Regions from separate parts of the Mus musculus genome. Here region 2 is linked to region 1. A link is a loop called in an ENCODE intact Hi-C map of the cell type or tissue named here. Cell type or tissue: heart. All regions are shown on one strand.

Region 1 (4,000 bases):
TCCCACAACAATGTTCCAATCCACGATGCAATAGTTCAGGGTCGGGAAGCCCCAAGACTACAGAGTGTTTCCCAGAATCCCTGGCCTTTCCTTTCCCTCTAGAGAAGAGCAAGGGGACACTAAGGGACATTTGGGATGTCAGGTCCTACAGTCCAAGGTTCCCCTTCCTGGTATCCCGACTAGCTCTTCCTGATTTCCTATCAGTTCACTTATGAAAAGCCTGAGTCCATTGTCTGTCCTCAAATTGCTGATAAAAATGTTAAACATAAAGCTTTGAGGAGCAAAGGTCACAGCATCCTATACCTGGGGACCACTGTCATCCCTTACTGCATTTGTATTCCCTTTTCAAAGGACAACGTGTCTGAGTTGTTCTGGGGTCTAAGAATTACTCAGTTGTAACAGTCTTAGTGCCAGGCTCTAAGTACTCGCCACAGAGGTTGTTGGGTATATTGTCTATCCTAGAGTCTGAAGAAAAGACTCTGCTGGGTTCCTGGGTTCATATCTGGGCACTGAGGTTCATATCTAAGAGCAGGCTCCCTGACTTCCCTCTGCTTGGAGGCAGGACATTCACATAACCTGTTGACCGCAGGGAACCTCCAGCTCCCTGAGAGCGAGCCTGTTGGTCAGAGAGCTTCTCGCAGCCAGCATGGCAGAGACAGCTGCTCGGCTCGTGTTCTCCGACCAGGAGGTGTTCCCAACCCTGTGATCTGGCCCTTCTTCCAAAGTGGCAGATGGGGCACAGGTGCCTGTCATGAAGCCACCCCCCTCCACCCCACACACACTGGGTATATCTGACCACTCATCACCCGACAGAGGACACACAGTCAGCTGAGCGGTGGGCACCTTCCAAGTGGAAGCCCCCAAAACTGCTGACTGCCGGGCTGCTGCCTTCAGCACAGACAAACGGTGCCAGGTCACGCTCTGCAGAAAACCTCGGAGTCAACCCTGGCTGTCCCAATGGCTTGTTTAAGGCTAATTTGTCTATGGTTTAAAATGTATAACACAACAGTCTTTGACCTCAATGACTCGTTGTGATCTAATTTGCTGGATCCCCAAAGTCATTCCGGAATAAGACCCTTCTTCTCACCCCCTTCATCTCCCAAAGCCTGTTAATTACCCTAGGCGATGAAATGTCTGGCAAGTAATAAAATCCCATTTGGTATTAGGTCTACCTGCGCCATGTCAGAGCAGACCCCAGAAATTTCTATCAAAGTTCCCAGCCCATCACAGGGTCCCAGGATATTGCCTTTCTATAGCTCTTGATCCTACCAACATAGCCCAGAAACCCTCTCCTACTGCTGCAGTTACATCCCGAGCCAGTAATATTGCTCTTTTTTCCTTCAGGGTCCAGCCACATCGAAAAGATCACAGCTGCAGAGAGCACCCCACCTCTGGCTATAGAGTGAAATGAAAACGAGGAGTGAAGCAAGAATAGATGGAAGGCAAGAATGATGGTGAACACCTCCAATCCCAGCACTTAGGAAGGATAAGCAGGCAGATCTCTGAGTTCAAGGCCAGCCAGGTCTCCATAGTAAGTTCCAGGCCAGCAAGGACTCAATAGTGAAAACATGCCTTTTTTTTTTTTTTTAATGCAGACAAGAGAAAGTAATTAAAAGGGCCAGAAAGAGATGATAATGGCTATGGTGATGATTACACCGTTGAGAAAAGGAGGGGTAACCCCTGACTATATGTTATAAATGTAGTCAGGGGTAGGAGGGATCTATCGTTCCCCTTGTCACCATGACCAACGGCCTGACAGGAAGCACTGAAAGGGAGGAAGAACTTATTTGGGTTCATGGCTTTAGGGGATATGGTCCATGATGGTAGGGAAGGCAGGGACGGGGAGGAGACAGTAACTTGACCATATGTACAGGAAGCAGAGCGGGGTTGAGGTCAGAGGTAGAACAAGGTTATAACTCTTAAGGCCCACCCTCCAGTGAATCTCTTCTTCCAGCTAGGCCCTACATGCTAAAGGTTCCCCAACCCCCCCCCCCAAATAAGGAGCTACCAGGCAGGGACCCAGTACTCAAACACATCATTCCACCTTCGAACCTTGTGACCTTAAATGACGGCCTCATATACTCGTATCGGTGCCAAGACTCTGGTCCCATAACATAACAACTCTTTTTTGGGATGCAGTACAAGAGTTCCCATCTCACATAACCTGAAGCGTTTGCACTCTGCGAAGTGTTTTCTGGAAACATCACAGTCCTCCTGCTCTGTGCTGATCATCACCTCTGGCTCCTAAGCGTGCTTCTCACGTGCTTCCTTGGCAGGCCGGCAGGAGGTTAAGGACTGCTTGATCCAGGGTGGAGGCTCAGCATGGAGCTAGGAACCACTAGAGCAGTGAGATGACCACAGTGTCAAGTGGCTACTCTGTGTGATGGGGATTCTAAAAATACACCCCCTGTCCTGCCACTCCTGGGGCACCAGTCCTGCCTGCCCATGTGCCAGGCAGACAGCAGCCTGCTCCCTCCTAACTCTCCCCGATGCCCCTACAGTCCAGGTCATCCTCTATTCTCAGCACTGGCTGTTGTATTAGCCACCTGCCTTCTCTTTCTTCTCCATGTGGCCGATCAGGCGGTTACTGGAAAACACAGTGACCTGTTAAGAGGCCACCACATAAGACAATAAGCAAAGCCCATTCTATTCAAGCAGCTATTCATTCACTCAGTTTAACATACATTAAGACAGCAGGGCAGAGTGCCTTTACTGGGTCAGGGCTGTAGTAAATGCCACACGTTAGGCAACAGAGAAGTTTTGCTCTAGGACTCCATACAACACTCAAGCACAGCCCAGTGCAGACTGGAATGATAGAGGTCAGGAGACTGGTGACATCTTACGAGATGAGGAGGCAAAGGACATGCAGAGTCCATAGGTCGGGAAATACTTTCATTGCCCATCACAGAAGTGATTCTCATGTGAAATGCACTGCATTGGACAATATTACGAGTTGTATTCTTTGATCCATGCCTCTTAAATGGCAGTCCTATTGTAGTTTTAGATGAAATATATTTTGCTTATGCTCTATAGAGCTATATACACACCCATGACTCAATAACAGGTGAGAAATGCTATGCTAACATTTTATCAGGGCTTATATATTTCTGATGTGTGGGATAGTGGTAAAGATTAAACTGACTGCTTTATCCTTTTTCGGGTTTCCCAATTATTCTACACTGAATACATCCTGCTTACATAACGAGATTAGATATGCTAAATGTTATTTTTAAACATTTTAAAAAGTGCGAGCCCTTGAGATGAAACAGTGGGCAAGCACGAGGCAGGTGGCTGTCTTCCCGGGGCAAAGCCCGCTCACAAGCTTTTGTCCTCTTCCACAGCAAGGACACTAGCTCAGGAGTACTGTCCCTGTCTGTGGGATTTCGGAGAGGCTAAATAAAGCTCTTGGCTCTGTGGGGGCTGAGGTAAGTGGAGCCTCTGGGGGAGCCCTCAGGGCTTTCCTGTCCTTGCTGAGGGGCATGCCAAGCCCCTCCTCACAGCCTGAGAATACACCTGACTCAGGCTCCAGCCATGCTAACCTGGGACTGCTCAGGATCCCCCGAGCTTGCCAACCTGGACCTAGGGTCAAAAGAGGTGGGGTCATTTCAGAATCCTCTCCCACAGCCCATCAGCAAGAAGGAATAGCTGGCATGTGAACTTGAAGATATAAAGAAGTCAAAGGGAACCTGGCGTTGGGAATTTAAAACTAAAAAAGAAAATGAAACCCTGAAAGCCCTACGGATGGGAGAAAATGGAACAAGGAGAGAGACTCTGGCCCTTGTTTTTCTCTCTTGGAACAGGGCTACTGTGGGATAAGCAAGTGAAGACGCTTATATTTATTGTACATTGATGTTGGGAGAGGTAGACAGTGGTCCCTAGCTCCCTACTCGGCTACTAGTGGACCCTGCCTTAGACATCCCAGTCTAATCATAACAGACTCAGGCGCAGATTTGTCTGCGTGCCCAAAGCCTGATTTCTGCGCTGGCAAAGCCAGCAATGT
Region 2 (4,000 bases), 75 kb before region 1:
TTTTTGTATCAATGTTCATATGGGAAGTAGGTGAGATATTCTCTTTCTTTGTTGATTCTTCATGTGGTTTAAGTATTAGGGTGGCTGTGACCTTATAGAATGAGTTTGGCAATGTTCCTTCTGTTTTTATTTTGTGGAATAGTTTGAGGAGTATTGGTATCAGTTTTGAAGAACCAATTCTGGTAGAAATCTGTGATAAAACCATCTGGCCCTGGGATTGGGGGGGGGTTGGGAGACTTTTAATAGCTGATTTTATTTTGTTAGTGGTTATAGATCTGTTTAGTTTGTTTACCTGATCTTTATTTAGCTTTGGTAAGTGGGATCTATCAAGAAAACCATCCATTACATTTAGATTGTCCAATTTTGTGGACTACAGTCTTTTGAAGTAAGACTTAATGGTTCTATAAAAATATTCTTAATAAAAATAAGAAAAAAGAAAATATTTAACTTAGTTTTTAGGTATTTTGTTACCCAAAAGGAACTGGGGTCTGGTGGGAATCAAAGTTAACTTAGGAAGTGAGAGCCTGTGCCCATGTTTCCTTGGCAGAACTGAAAGTGACTAAGAGATCCTGTCAGTGTGATTCAACTCAAGTATTTTGTAAAGCCCTAGGAATGGTAATGGTGGGAGGAGCGCTCCCAGAAATAGAAGTCTCATCAATCATGGTGCAACTTATGAAGGACACAGTCAGTGAGCAAACCTGCTCTCCTAATATCTGTTTCTGCTGAGGTCAAGACGTGCCGGCAGATAAGAACAGAATTTTCTCAGGATGAGCTCAGGGTATGGCAACCTCCGACAGATGAGAAACTGACTCCTATGAAGGAGATAAGGCAGGGTAGTGTTTACGACAAAAACAAAACAAGAAGCTTGGGACTCACATGTAATGTCTTCTCTGCTACAATTGGTCCAGAGAGACACTTGAATGTCAAAGTAATCCTCCCATTCAGGTGGCCTTGGGACTTTGTACCAAAAGTCAAGGTAGGACTGTTGAGCATACAGTGTATGCTCAAGTACTCTATAGATCCCTGTTCTCTGCCAAGGCTATGGCTGGGATCCCAACAGAGGGCTCTGGAACAATGACAGAGCAAGGCATCCCCTGAGTACCAGAGGGCCACTCTGTTCTACTAGATGGGAGTACAGGGTACTTTGAATGAGAAATACCCACCTTTGGGCTTCCATACTTACACATTTGGTCTCCTGTTGGCAGTTTTATTTGAGGAGGTTATGGAACCTTTAGAAGATGCAGCCTTGCTGAAGGAGGTTCATCAGTGCAGATGAGCTTTGAGAGTTTATAGCCTTGCCTCATTTCCAGTTCACTCCCTCTGTGGTGAAGCTGCGATCTCTCAGCTTCTTGTTCTAGCCAATCATCTGCTGCCATAGCTCCCTCACCCTCGTGGACCCTTCCTCTGGAACTGTAAAGCAAACTAAGTTGCTTTTGGTAATGGAGTTATATCACAGCAACCAAGAAGTAACTAATACAGAGAAGCCGCTATTCGGAATGTAAGGACAGTTATGCAGACAGCTGATCTGAGCTGGGGCAGCTGACATGACATCAGCTCTGGCAGGGGAGGTGCTGACAGCAGTGGTTGGGGCATGGAATTGTGTTGACAGAAGTTGAATCAGCAGACACCAGAGCAGCAGGCAGGAGCTTGCACAAATTGTTCCAGATACATTTCTCTCCTTGTGAACTTGCAACATGCACAATGTCTAGCTAGTACCAGAGTTGGGGTGGGGAGTGAAGTACTTTGTTATCCACCACCCAGAGAAGCAACTAGAGGTTGGATCTATTGCTTGCTATGCGCAAACAGCCTTTCTGACACCAGGCATCATACTGATGAACACTAAGTAGCTGCAGGCTTTCTGGTGTGAATAACCACTTGTGTGGCCCCCAACACATTTCTTCAAATGTAAGACACGGTTGATTATAATATACACAGTTATCTCACCTATAGTTGAAAAAGAAAATGCTAACTGTGTTATCCTAATGGTTAAAAGATTCCCCCTGATATAAAAGCATGAAAAAATGTGCTTGTTTGAACTGGTAAGTTATAGCATCATGTTCTGGGTTCAGCATTTAATACAGGGCTGTACACAATAAAATTCAAGCCTAATTTCAGGATGTATATGGTCCACTGGAAAGACAGATGCTAGAAATGAAATCTCTGAGGTAATGCAGGGTCTTCAGGCAGCACCGAATTCTTCTCTGAGGAGGGGATTTTAAAGCTGAGCTGACAGCAGAGCAAAAGCTAGCTAGGTGAGTGTGAAGGCAGAACTTTGTAGGTGAAGGGATGGATGTATGGAAAGGTTCTAAGATGAGGATGTCCTGTCATGATCAAGGGTGGGAGTGACCAGAGTCGGGCAAGGTAGGATCAGGAAGGACAGCAGCCTGGGTTAAGGAATTCGACTTATCCGAGTACATTCTCGCAGGAGAGAAAGCAGATTCATCATGTGCTTTATGAATTACTTTATGCCCAGTGCTGACATGAGAGGAACCTCAGAACAGCTGCAGGAGGAGCTGCCAGAAGATATTTGAGACAATTCAAAGGCGAGAGGATAATGGGGTGTCATGGGGTGCTGGCAGGAGGGCTGGAAAGAAATAAGGACCAGGTGACAGACTACAGTGGTGCTCAGGACAGCCACAGGCCCCATGCTCCAGGGTTTATCCTGGCAGAAGGGAATCAAGCAGTACAAATGAAAAGGAAATTTTTGTTCTGAGATGGTCTCACTAGGTTAGCTCTGGCTGGCCCGGGACACACTGTATAGGCCAGGTTGACCTTGAACTCACAGAGTTCTTCCTTCTTCTCCCTCTAGAGTGTTGGGAAGAAAGACTATACCACCACAGTAAGACTAACCACATTTATTAAGGTTTTGTTTTTATTACATTTATTTTTACATGAGTGGTGAGTGTGTGTGTGTGTGTGTGCACTGGCATATGTGCACATGCATGAGTACCATATATGTCTGCAGAAGCCAGAAGAGAGCAAGAGCTCTGAAGCAAGAGCCACAGCCACAGGTAACTGTGAGTTGCCCTCCATTGGTACTGAGAAGAAGGTATCATTATGACCTCTCAAATATAAACTGAACAGCTGTCAAAGCTTTTATTCAACTCATTAACTAATGAAAGAGCCAGGAAGGTGTTAAAGTCACCCCAAAGAGCCTTTGAGAGGCTAATCTTTGAAGGAAATGTTGGGATAAGTGGGCTTGTCTAGATATAAAGCCCATCCAATAGGGCTATAGCTTAACCAACCAGGGGGATTATTCCATCAGGGAAAAAGTAATCTACAGGTTGGTCTGTCTGCAATACAGAATAATAACCCAGTTAAAAAAATTTAAGCCCCAATCCAGACTGTAACAATGCTGATTCATCTCATCTATGTAATTGTAAGCTTTGAATCAGTTTCTAAGAATCTCCAGTTATTTTTGTTTTATTCCCCCGAAAACTCAACTTCATGTTAACATCTCTTTTGGAATCTTTTGCAATGAAGATGTCTTTACAACACTCGAGTCCTTAAAATATTTCAATGGTTGCAGTGGGCATTCCAGTGACTTCAAGTGAAATAACTGGAGCAAAGGGCTGTAAATGAGATGGGATGAACAAGCCTGGGAGAAGTGTGATAAGCAACTCAAGTGACCCAGGAGTACTGGGGCATTCTGGGCTGCAGAGCTGGCCACACAGTAGGTTACTGTTTGTACCAAAGCTCCATTTGAACCTGCCACCAAAAGTCACTTGGCGCGTTTCCTCCTCCATGTCAACGGATAATAGAAGTAATCGTTCCCAGATGTTAATGTTGGTTTGAGACTTTGCTCACGGTCTATGGGAAGTTGAGTGTTGTCTCCTCCCCTACGGTGTCTGTGGCTTCTGGATGGTGTGCGATCCAGCTCTGATTTCTTCCTCTATTGAGATGTATTCTCACACACATCTCGCCTCCACCTCCTTTCACTTACTACCCAGTGCAGACTTTTCTAAAGTAGGGTGAGTGAGGGACATGTTCAAACCCCAAC

What was found. A loop is a pair of places that touch in the nucleus more often than their neighbours do. Peaks named below come from ENCODE experiments on the same cell type or tissue, not always from the same donor. Only the 100,000 strongest peaks of a DNase experiment are listed, where the experiment ranks them.
Region 2: it touches region 1 in a loop (2.6-fold over the local background); 6 of 42 quality-filtered maps call a loop at or near these places.

The regions. Positions count from the first base shown.
Region 1 is chr4:47,592,752-47,596,751 of GRCm38, reverse strand. It overlaps Gm42284 (a long non-coding RNA gene), which reads left to right. Exons shown (of 3, transcript XR_881261.2): 3 at 1,345-1,626. Among named protein-coding and RNA genes, the nearest start is that of Gm32487, 8.2 kb to the left of the region's middle. In heart, no CTCF peak of the experiment used is centred here; DNase peaks (open chromatin) are centred at 2,331 and 3,411; H3K27ac peaks cover 382 bases.
Region 2 is chr4:47,668,225-47,672,224 of GRCm38, reverse strand. No RefSeq gene overlaps it. Among named protein-coding and RNA genes, the nearest start is that of Gm32544, 31 kb to the right of the region's middle. In heart, no CTCF peak of the experiment used is centred here; a DNase peak (open chromatin) is centred at 1,604; H3K27me3 peaks cover 1,059 bases.